3 separate regions of the Homo sapiens genome follow, and regions 2 and 3 are each linked to region 1. Evidence: chromatin loops called from intact Hi-C (ENCODE). Cell type or tissue: PC-9. All regions are shown on one strand.

What was found. Hi-C counts contacts between places; a loop is a spot of excess contacts. Peaks named below come from ENCODE experiments on the same cell type or tissue, not always from the same donor. Only the 100,000 strongest peaks of a DNase experiment are listed, where the experiment ranks them.
Region 2: a loop joins it to region 1, with 5 times the contacts of the local background. A loop is called at or near these places in 27 of 110 quality-filtered maps.
Region 3: it touches region 1 in a loop (25-fold over the local background); 69 of 110 quality-filtered maps call a loop at or near these places.

The regions. Positions count from the first base shown.
Region 1 is chr7:151,758,181-151,762,180 of GRCh38, forward strand. All of the region lies in intron 3 of PRKAG2 (protein kinase AMP-activated non-catalytic subunit gamma 2), which reads right to left. Among named protein-coding and RNA genes, the nearest start is that of PRKAG2-AS2, 46 kb to the right of the region's middle. RefSeq lists an enhancer at 1-1,839. In PC-9, CTCF peaks have their summits at 1,594 (motif pointing left) and 1,794; DNase peaks (open chromatin) are centred at 1,511 and 3,301.
Region 2 is chr7:151,446,801-151,450,800 of GRCh38, forward strand. No RefSeq gene overlaps it. Among named protein-coding and RNA genes, the nearest start is that of CRYGN, 8.7 kb to the left of the region's middle. RefSeq lists an enhancer at 1,473-1,972 and silencers at 1,585-2,064, 1,863-2,157. In PC-9, a CTCF peak has its summit at 2,027 (motif pointing left); no DNase peak of the experiment used is centred here; H3K4me3 peaks cover 494 bases.
Region 3 is chr7:151,568,771-151,572,770 of GRCh38, forward strand. It overlaps PRKAG2 (protein kinase AMP-activated non-catalytic subunit gamma 2), which reads right to left. Exons shown (of 16, transcript NM_016203.4): 9 at 3,894-3,939; 10 at 1,401-1,455; 11 at 1-72. Among named protein-coding and RNA genes, the nearest start is that of RHEB, 51 kb to the left of the region's middle. In PC-9, CTCF peaks have their summits at 1,764 (motif pointing right) and 1,972; no DNase peak of the experiment used is centred here.

The sequences.
Region 1 (4,000 bases):
GTCCAGCAGGGCTGATCCTGTCAGTAGCAGTTACTGGGTGTGCCCTGCTGCCCCCATCAGACAAGATGCCATTTCTTGCTCCGTGGGGGCCAGCTGGCCAAAGGCCACCTTGTCTCACTCCCTAAAAGCTACCACTGCATGATTTTAGGGTTCTGGGAAGACAGTCGCTTCCAAAAAGAGAATCTGTGGCATCTGGTTTTGATGCTAGGAATTCTTTCTTTGTTATGAGATAAATGTGTCAACTACCCCTGAACTATGTCACCTTTAAGTTCTATAATGTCTATTTTAAATATTTTTGCCAGAACTGTTTCCATCTGAGGGAGGAGGGAAAAGGATAAAGGCATGTTGAGCTCTAGGAGCTGGGAGCCCACAGAAAGGAAAACAGAGCAGGGAGATCCAAGGTCCCCAGAGACATGGTGTTCTTCCCATGTTGGGTGACCATCAGTGTACCCCAAAGGTTCCAAACCCCGAAGGCACTGATAGACCTGGGGGGATGAGGAGGTATGAACTGGAAGAGCTTGGGAAAATAAGAGGCAAGTGCATGAAAAGCTCAATATGTGATTTTTAAAGAGACAAGAAGGCAATAGGAAGTTATCACGAGAGAACACAGACTGCAAAGAGACTTAAAATAACAGCTATATTTCAGGGCTCTGGCAGATTGCTCAAGGCAAACAGAATCCAGTAAGGCTTTCTGTAGCGGGCAAGACTTGAAGGAGGTCTCTGAGGAGGCGGGAGACCATGCTAATGTATCTCCAGATCCACTGCAGGGACCCCTCACTGCTCACCCCAGCCCTGTCTCTACCATCTCTTTACTGCACAGTAGCCAGACATCTCTCTGCATTGCATCCGATCGACATCCGATGGCTTTCTGTATCGCTCAATTAAAACCTGGAATCCTGACCTCTCCTGCAAGGCCCCGCCCCACTCCCTGACCTCACTCCAGCACCTGCTCCCTCCCTACTTGGTTCTGGCCACATTGACCAGCTCCCTGCAGGCTCAGAGGCTGCTCCTGCCTCCGGACATTTGCATCGTGGGCCCCTCCGCCAGGCGTGCCATGGCCTCCACCTGTCCTCTCCCTGGCTCCATCTCACCACTGGCCAAATGTCTCCATGTCAGAGGCTATTGCTGACTTGCCCACATAGAGCAGCACCCCCGCAGCCCCTCTCCTTTGACTGTTGTTCCTCTTGGCACTTGGGACACATGACACTTTTCCACCTGTGGTACCGATTGTCCCTAGAATGGTATCCCCACGAGGGCAGGGATGGGCTCATTCACTGCTGCGTTCCCAAGGGCCCAGCACTTAGCAGGTTCTCATGTAACGTGGTGCAGGTGAATATCCTCCATGCCAGACAACTCCCCTTTGAAACGCCTGGGCAGGCAGGTATCCTTGTCCGCTCCTAACACCAGCTTTCTTCTGTCTGGGAGGCGCATTTGAAGGTGAACCGCACTGGAAAAAACCCAGGCAGGAACGATACCTGCTGCTTTCCCCCAGGCAGGACCAACCTGCTCCCAGCACCAGACTCAGCATGTGAGGCTATGTCACCCCCTAGTGGTCACTCTGTCACAAAGCCAGAAAAACCAGAGGTGGGCTCCGCCTGGCCAGCTGTTCTCAGGGCCAAGGGGACCCCGACCTACTCTCTCACCCAGACTTTTTCTACGAGTGAACTCAGATGTAAACAGACATTCAGAAAATAAAGGTGAAAAGGCATCTAATATTGAGGCCACATTGTCTTGAATGAGGGAGAGATTTAACATCGACATTCTTCCTTCTAGTACGGGCTCCAGGCTGAGCGGCTGTCCCAAGATGTGGACTGTGGTGGGGTAGCACCAAGTCATTCCTACAGAGTTTCTCTGTTCATTGCAGATTATGTGGGAATTTATCAAAGATTAGCCTTTTCTTTTTTTAAAAAAGGAAGCTGAGATGGGAGGCAGGCCAGAGAGAACCTAGGAGAAGTGAATATACAGCAGGCAGAGCCCAGACCTGAGCAGCTGGGTCTCCCAGAAGCCTGTCTCCATCAGCCTGCTTTGCTTCCTTACTTCTTTGAGAGAGAGCTGGGTGTTTGTTTATTGTTTTTGAAACAGAGTCTTGCTCTGTTCCCAGGCTAGAGTGCAATGGCAGGATCTCGGCTCACTGCAACCTCTGCTGCCCAAGTTCAAGTGATTCTCCTGTCTCAGCCTCCTGAGTAGCTGGGATTACAGGCACCCACCATGCCCGGCTAATTTTTGTATTTTTAGTAGAGACGGGGCTTCACCATGTTGGCCAGGCTGGTCTCGAACTCATTATCTCAGGTGATCCGCCCACCTCGGCCTGGCCTCCCAAAGTGCTGGGATTACAGGCATGAGCCACTGCACCCAGCTGAGAGAGTTTTTTAAAAGCTGGGGACTGCCCTACAGCATGAGGCTTTTGCTAATGTGCACTTAGCATTTCCTCTGCCCCAGACCTCTGAGTGGCTCTCTCTCTGGCTCCAGTGTGGTCTCCTTACCAGAGAAGACTTCCCTCGCCATTCCATCCAAAGCAGCACCCACCCCACTACCCACTCTCTCGCTCTGCTTTCCTTTCCTTGACAACGTGGGGGCAGTTAAAGTCTATCTGTGCTCCCGTGCCCCATCCCTCCTCCAGCCCTCTGTCTGGAAGATTCCAGGCTAGCTCTGCCAGCTTGGCCATGATTGCCTTCAGCCAAACAGCGCACCTTGTCCATAGCTCCCCTGGGGCAAGGAGATGTGTCAGGATAAAGTTAGGATGGCTTCGTGGCATGAACAGAAAAAAATAACTGAAAGGAGGCTAAGCCACAAGGATGCTTATCACCTACAATAACGAACAGTTAGTAGGTAGGCAGTTGCAAAGCAGGTCAGCTTAGCGAAACTGCCTTTGCAAAAGTATCACTGTTAGGAGAAATCTGACATAGCTGATTCCATATTGCTTCTGACCTCCAAGTGTCCTTGGTCATTCCTGGGCACACACAGGCCAAGCTAATTTTGGGAGAAATTTAGTTTATAGTTTAAACTACATACAGTTTAAAGCAAGGATGATACTAGCCCTTCCCCAAACTAAAACACCATTGCAAAACTAATGAGAGGCCGCAAGGTTAGGATTGAGAGAGGCCTGAATTCTGCTAAGATGTAGGTGTAGTTAAATGACAACCAGCCATTGTCCCGAGGTCACAAGATTTGTAACTTCCCCAATTACTCCTGTAGATAACATCACTATTAGAGAACCTAAGATTGGCCTTTTGAGATGTCTTTCCAGACTTCTGCATTTCTGGCAACCAATTTGACCTCACCTGGACTCCTGACTCACCACCCAACCAGTCCTGTGGCCCCACCCAGAGGAGGAGTCAGTGTCATTTTCCACACCCCTCTGAAGGCATCCCAACTAATCAGCTGCACCCATTCCCTAGTCCCTGCCCGCCAAACTATCCATGAAAACTGCTAACCTCTGAGCCTTCAGGTAGACTGACTTGATTTGATAGATAACTGTCCTGCATGGCATGACCGGACTCATGTCAGTTAACTCTTTCTTTACTGTGACGCCGTGGTCTCAGTGGATTGAGTTTCCCTGTACAAGAGGCGGAAGGACCCATCGGGCAATGACATTGGTGCTGCCAACTGCGTGGAGAATCACCTGCCCACCTTTCCACTCAGCCACCTTGTGCCTTGACCTTTGTCCTCATGGCCCTAGAAACCATGTCCCCAGACCACAGTCAAAGGAAGAAAAGGAAATTTATCCCCGTGTGTCTTTTTTGTTGTTGTTAGGGGACGCACGTTTTTCTTAAATCCCTAGCCGACTTCTCCCATTCACTGGCATGTGGGAAGGGGATACTTCTGACTGAACTAGACCAACTGCAGCTCATGGCCTGGGGCCATGCCCTGAGTTAAACCAGGTTCTGCTATGAAGAAACAAGAGGCAGCCACTGTCCGATGGGTTAGCACAGTCTGCTGCGCACCTCAGCGAGGAACAAACTGTGCACATGGACAAATGTGATGGACTTAGCGGGAGAAG
Region 2 (4,000 bases), 310 kb before region 1:
TCTGCTCTGGGCTCCTCCAGACCGTTCTCCACCCACAGCAAGAGCGGCTCCTTTCCCTATATATATATTATGAGTCATTTCAGGCAGCAAATCTACCTTCCAGTTTAAGAAATAAGACATTACAGGCCAGGCAAGGTGGTTCATGCCTGTAATCCCAGTGCTTTGGGAGGCCAAGGAGGAAAGATTGCTTGAGCCCAGGAGTTTGAAATCAGCCTGGGCAACAACGCAAGATCCTGTCTCTACAAAAAAATTAAAAAATTAGCCGGGCATGGTGGCACATGCCTGTGGTCCCAGCTACTAGGGAGGCTGAGGTGGGATGATTGCTTGAGCCCAGGAGGTCGAGGCCGCAGTGAGCCAAGATTGCACCACTGCAGTACAGCCTGGGCAACAGAGAAAGATCCTGTCTCAAAAAAAAAAAAAAAAAAAAAAAAAAAAAAAAGACAAGACATTACAAATGGGGGGCTCCTAGGTGCTCTAATGTGAATACTCACTTAAAACCTATAATGTGATCCTACCTAAAATTGCTCAATGGCTTCCCATGGCCCTTCAAGTGAAGCAGGGACCAGGACACGCAGGACCCTGAGATCAGGCCTCCTGAGATGTTGCACCCATCCTGGGGTGCGGTCCCAACACCTGAGCTGAGCTTCCCAGGGCTCAAGGACCTGGTCTCGCTGCCCGCGCCTCCCCCCAGCCCCACTCCCCAACCTCTCTCGCCAGCGGGTACCATCGCATCTGTGTGGGCGAGGCGCTCAGCGCTAGAGCTGTGGACACCAAGGAGGAGGCGCTCAAAAGATGTTTACAAACGGGCTGGGCGCGCTGGCTCACACCTGTAATCCTAGCACTTTGGGAGGCCGAGGCAGGAGGATTGCTTGAGCCCAGGAGTTCGAGACCAGCTTGGGAAACACGGTAAGACCTTGTCTCTACTTAAATTATATATATATATATATACACACACACATACATATACATGAGAGAGAGAGAGACCGGGTGAGGTGGCTCACGCCTGTAATCCCAGCACTTTGAGAGGCCGAGGCGGGCGGATCACCTGAGGTCAGGAGTTTGAAACCAGCCTGGCCAACATGATGAAACCCCGTCTCTACTAAAAATACAAAAATTAGCTGGGCGTGGGGGCAGTCACCTGTAGTGGCAGCTACTCGGAAGGCTGAGGCAGGAGAATCGCTTGAACCCGGGAGGCAGAGGTTGCAGTGAGCTGCGGAGGTTGCAGATCGCGCCACTGCACTCCAGCCTGGGCGACGACAAAGCGAGACTCCGTCTCAATATATATATTTATTAAAGATATTTATAAACGAACAAAAAGTTGGAAACACTTTGCATACCAAAGCTCAGGCGTGGGCGAGAGCGGGGAGACTAGACTCCGTCCGCGGTCCAGGGCTGCATGGGGCAGCGATGCCCGCTCTGCCCAACGCTCCGCTAGCGAAGCGCAGTTCGTGGTCGCCAGGCCTGCAGCTCCCGCCTGGGCTCCGCGCTTCCGCACCGGGCTGCGGGTTCCTCTCTCCGCCTCCTGCGCCGGGTCAGCCCCGGAGGACACTGATGAGTGCGTGAATGAGTAAGGGAATAAATGCGCGAAGGCCAGCACCGCCAGGCTGCAGCGCCGGCCGAGGGCCCCAGCGGAGCTCGGCGGGGGTGCGGGGCGGTTCCAGGAGCCTCGCCCCCTGCTGGGGACCCAGCTTGTGCCCTGGCGTCGTGGCCGCCGGCAGGCAGCAAGGAAGGGGGTGTAAAGAGCCCGGTTAGGCTGAGTCCCTGCCCTTCCGAGGGAGCCCGTCTGCGAGTGAGCCCGTCTGCAAGTGAGCCCGTCTGCAAGTGAGCTGGGCCTGGGCCTCTGCAGGGGTCGCCCCGCCAGCCCGGGCCCCCTGGCTGCGCCCCGTTTCCAGCCGGCGTCAGGGAGGGGGCTGCAGTGCTCCGGGGGTCATCGGATTCGGGCGGGGAAGGAAAGGCGGGACGTCTGCGCCCCAGAAGACAGTCCCCGGGTCTCCCACCCTGAAAGCCAGCGAGGTTCGGGTAAATGAAAGTTGCTGAAGCCTGACCCCTCGTGGTGGGCACAATCACCACACGCCCCAGGGCGGCCGCGGGAGGATTTAGAATTAGAATTATTATTGCCGTTATATTTGTTTAGAGATGGGCTCTCCCTATGTTGCCCAGGCTGGTCTTGAATTTCTGGACTGAAGCGATCCTCCTGCCTCAGCCTCCCGAGTAGTCGGGACTACAGGCGGGTGCCACCACATCTGCTTAGAATTATAATAAATTCGAATTCTCATAGTGCTTACTTATAGCCAGCACCAACTAAAGCTTAACATATATTAAGTCATTTAATTCTCTCAACAATCCTAGGAGGTGGGTTCTGTCATGATCCCCATCTTAGAGTTGTGGGGAGTGAGGCCCAGCCTGCATGAGTAGCTTGCACAAGGTCACAGGGTCACACAGCAAGCAGGCAGTGAAGCTGGGATTCGAATCCAGAATTGGTGCCCTTAACCTCTACAGAGAATTATAACGCACACGTTTCCTCACCTTTGTGCAGTTCTAAAAGCACACCAGCTTTATCTATTCATATTCTTACTTTATTTTATTTTATTTGAAACAGAGTCTCACTCTGTTGCCCAGGCTGGAGTGCAGTGGCGCGATTTCAGCTCACTGCCTCCTGGGTTCAAGCAATTCTCCTGCCTCAGGCTCCCGAGTAGCTAGGACTACAGGTGTGAGCCACCACACCCGGCTAATTTTTGTGTTATTAGTAGGGACGGGGTTTCACCATGTTGCCCAGGCTGGTCTCGAACACCTGACATCGTGATTCGCCCCCCCTCAGCCTCCCAAAGTGCTGGGATTACAGGTGTGAGCCACCGTGCCTGGCCTCATGTTCTTATTTTAGATCTCACTTCACTTCCTTCTTCCTCACCTAAGTCATCAACACATCCTGATCGAATGACTCAAAGGCTGAAAATATGCTCATCCTTTAAAAGCTACCCATCAAAGTGCAAATTAAAAGCACAATGAGACATCACAAGTGTCGCTGAGGGTGCTGAGCAAGTGGGACTCTCACTCACTGCTGGGGGGTGTGTGAAATGGTACAGTTACTTTAGTTTTTTATAAAGTCAAGATACGCTTACCATGTTAACTGACAATTCCACTCTTGGTGTTTACCTAACAGAAGTAAAAACATAGACCCCCAGCTTTGCACATGTTATAGCAGCTTTATTCATCACAACCCCAGCCTGGACGCAGTCCAGGCATCCACCAATGGTCGAATGATAACTACATCGTAGTTCATCCATACAACTGAATGCCACTCAGCAGTAAAAAGGAACAAACCCTCGATACACGCAATGGCATGAATAAATCCCAGAAACATCCGCTGAGCCTAGGAAGCCAGACGCAGAAGCCTGCACGCTGGGTGGCTCTGTGTGTATGAGACTCTGGACAAGATACAGGGCTCTTTGGTGCCAGACAGCACACCAGCGGCCTCCTGGTCCAAAGCTGGTGGTGGCAGAGATGGTGATTTTCAGACACAGCACAAGGGAATTTTTTGGGGTGATAGAAAGTTCTATATTTTGATTGTGGTGGTAGGCACACAGGTGGATACGTTTGTCAAAACTCATCAAAGTTTACACTTAAAATGATTGAATACAGTAATCTCAGAACTTTGGGAGGCTGAGGCAGGCAGATCACCTGAGGTCAGGAGTTCGAGACCAGCCTGGCCAACATGGGGAAACCCTGTCTCTACCAAAAAGTATAAAAAATTAGTCGGGTGTGGTGGCGTGCGCTTGTAATCCCAGCTACTTGGGAGACTGAGGCAGAAGAATCGCTTGAACCCGGGAGGCAGAGGTTGCAGTGAGCCAAGATTGTGCCACTGCACTCTAGCCTGGGCGACAGAGTGAGACTCCGTCAAAAAAAAAAGTGAACACATTTATAGCACAATCTGACAAGACTTTAAGACAAGAATTTGGGGTGTTCAGAGAGATAAGCAAAGCGGTCATCTAAAAAGGACAAG
Region 3 (4,000 bases), 190 kb before region 1:
CCACTGATAGGGTCAATAACGGGCAATCTGTGGATTTTATTTTTGATCAAGGAGTATACAGCATCGAAGAGGCTGTGGGAGAAGTCATTAAAGTTGTTAGGAGGCTTTCGAGAAAAATCAGAACACTTTGGACTACCCCTGCCTTAAAGCACTTCCAGTGTTTTTATTATTGCAATAATAACAGTGTTTTGGAAGAGTTTTAAATTAGAGATCTCAGCAAATTTTTCATTTTTCACAATCTATGTTAACATATCTCAAATACAAGTGCAAGCTACAAATCTCTAGAAGAGGAGATTTTTTTTGGTTTGTTTTTTTGAGACAGGGTCTTGCTCTGTTGCCTGCCGTCATGGCTCACTGCAGCCTTGACCTCCCGGGCTCAGGTGATCCTCCCACCTCAGCCTATTTGAGTAGCTGGGACTACAGGCATGCGCCACCTTTCTTTTTTGTAGACATGGGGTTTTGCCACGTTGCCCAGGCTGCTCTCGAACTCCTGAGCTTAAGCGATCCACCCACCATGGCCTCCCATAGTGCTGGGATTACGGGCATGAGCCCTTGCGCCCAGCCAGGAAGAGGAGTTTTTTTAAAGAGTGTATTTAGTGATTTTATTTGAAAGACGATGAAACCTAAATCCTTAGAAAAGCAAACAGATACATCGTATTGGCAAGAGAGCAAAGGCTGTAGCAGCAAGCTCTCTGCATTGGTGAGTGGGCAAACTGGCTCTACCCCGGGCCGGCCCGGCTAGGAGATATTGCAGGGCCAACATTTCTGTTCTACTTGGTCCCTCTCCTGGGACTGCCAGTAAGAAGGTTGTTATACCTTTTTGTTAGGACTTGGAAATAAAATGAAAATAAATATTTTAATCTTTCTCTGTACTGGATTTGAGTTTGAAAGATGCTTTTACACCAATATGGAAATGTATCACAGCCAAACCAGAAGGCTTGGATAAAAAAGGACGGGCCAGACGACTACACAGAAGGCAGCCCATGCTCTCACCACATCTGAACCGACATCTAACACACACTGATGTTTAAACGCTAGTGTGGAGCAGAATTGCCAAGGGAGTTGTTTAAATGTGTATTCCTGGGCCCTATCCTGATTTAGCAGGTCAGGGGTAAAAGCCCAGGAATCTGCAATTTCAACACGCCCCCCAGATTGGCCGAGATCTTCGTGATGGTTTAGTATGACCCTATTACTAGACCATTATCCATCCTTAGCACCAGCAACGGCTGTGATTTTTGTAGTGTTCCTAGATTTACTGAATGCGTACAGTGTAGCTGGAATTAAGGAGGCAGGCCCTGTTTGGAATGAAGAACATGTTTATTTGTGTCTTTCTTTCTATCATGGTGATAAAACACATACATCTGAATGAATGTTTTCAAAGAAAAAAAAAACAAGTTTACCTTGCATCTGGAGATATATTCACTAAAGGCTTAAATGTTTCTTGTAAATAAAGCTCTGTATTTATAGAAAGAAAATATGCAGTTAGTAACACATTTGCTGTTTGCAGTTATAACACAAATTCAAATACCCTTCAGTTTACGGTTAATAGTTAGAAGGATTAAAAACTCAAATAAAAAGAAATTTAATTTGCCTAAAACTCCTGTGTTAATCATAGTTATGGCTATTTTAAACAACTTCCAAACTGTTTTCAGGATGTTGCATTTGAAGAAAAATTAAATATTAAAAAACAATGTGACAGTAAGTGTTTATAAAATCAGGAAAAACAAAGAAATCTGATAAAAGAGCAATACCAGCAGAGGTCACTAGAATGCTACCAGGTTCACCTTACTCTCAAGAAATGAAGCAATTATGAAATTTAAAAAATCAATTTCCATAAGTTATAAGATAAAATCAGTTATGACAAACTTTGTTCTTTAAATATTTTTAAGTATTATTTTACCAAATTGATGCTCAAAACCTACTGCATTGTGGGCATCTTTCCAGCACATAAAAACTGTTTTTTTCTGAAGATATCAACTGCAATTAATTTGCTTTTCCAAGGTTTCTTTTTTTTTCTGAGACAGTCTCACTCTGTCACTCAGGCTGGAGTGCAGTGGCATGATCTGGGTTCACTGCAATCTCTGCCTCCCAGGTACAAGCAATTCTCCCACCTCAGCCTCCCAAATAGCTGGGACTAAAGGTGCACGTCACCACACCCTGCTAATTTTTTTTGTATTTTTAGTAGAGATGGGGTTTCATGATGTTGGCCAGGCTGGTCTCGCACTCCTGACCTCAAGTGATCCACCTACTTCAGCCTCCCAAAGTGCTGGGATTACAGGCATGAGGTCCTGTGCCCAGCCTAATTTTTTTTTTTTTTTTGAGAAGGAGTTTTGCTCTGTTGCCCAGGCTGGAGTACAGCAGCATCATCTTGGCTCACTGCAACCTCTGCCTCCCAGGCCCAGGCGAGTCTCCTGCCTCAGCCTCCCGAGTAGCTGGGAGTACAGGTGCGCACCACCACGCCTGGCTACTTTTTTGTATTTTTAGTAGAGACAGGGTTTCACCATGTTGGCTAGGCTGGTCTCGAACTCCTGACCTCAGGTGATCCACCCGCCTCGGCTTCCCAAAGTGCTGGGATTATAGGCGTGAGCTACTGCGCCTGGCTCTAATTTTGTATTTTTAGTAGAGAGAGGGTTTCACCATGTTGGTCAGGCTGGTCTTGAACTCCTGATCTCAAGTGATCCACCTGCTTTGGCCTCCCAAAGTGCTGGGATTACAGGTGTGAGCCACCGCACCTGGCCTTGCTTTACCAAAGTTTCTATACAGAAGGCGTTTAAGAATATTTTGGCATTATTATTACTACAAAATATCATGTAATGTCAAAACGTAAACATACTTAAACCTTGGTCTATCAGTACTTGTACAGTAGAACTGGACAAGAAGCTGGTGTTACACAATCACTGCACAACAGACTGTACAGATCCCATGCCAAATTTGTTTAGCTTGGTTTGACAAAGCCGTAATAAACCAAACCCATCACTCAGTGAAACTTCTAAATCGTATGGATTTGAAAGGGCCCCTGGGGGTGTAAGAGAACTCCAAGATGTATTCTGATTTCACAGCCAGCTACAAAGGTTGCTTCTCCTATCAAGCATATTATGGGAAACACAGAACCAAACTCTTCAATTTTGAATTCAAAATTTTCCTTCAGTTGGTCCCTCCATTTCTACCAGTGTTTCCTTGAGCACCCTCCAAAGGCTCCGCTGTTGCAGACAGACTGGGTCTGCCGTGATTCCCACCCCCGGTCCTCTCCACCAACCCACCATGACAAGTGTCAGTGAGACCACCACCTTACAATCATGAAATGCGAATTTAAGAAATGGTTCTATGGCAGAAAAGAGTATCATGATTTTACAGGGTGAATGTCAATGTGACAATGAAGAGAATATGGTCTTCAAATTACTTCCATGCTATTTGCTCCAAACCATCTAGTTTGAGGTTCATTTGTCCTAAGTTTCTCCACAATTTGTAAAGAAACAATTACTAGGTTTAAATAAGAACAGATGCTTGCTTTGGTTCAAGTTAGGCATGCCTCTGATGCATTTCTTAATACCAAGGCAAATCTCTGAGGGCTTAGACTTAGTAGTGAGCGGTGGCCCCATTGTGGGCAGCGAGGTGGGGCTTGGTTAGCTCATTCATCTTCACATTCCTGGCCCTAGGATAAGGCCTTGCCTGCTGAAGGTGTCCTATACATGTCTATAAACAGAAGGGACAATACTTATATTGTTCAGCTTTAGTACAGTAGCATACTATCAAAATTAACAGAAATAAAGAGAATGTTTTATATAACATTTTATGGAGCAGAGAGAAAAGGATCTGCAAAATGAAAACATACTTTTCATACTAAACATAGCTTTCCCGATACTAAAAGATTTTAAACATCCAATAGTGCTTACCCCTCCATGTTTCAATTTTATGTTCCTCTAATTCATAAATCTGTACCTGCAAATAAAAAAATTCTTATTTATAAATATACATATACAACATAGAAAAAATATTTGGA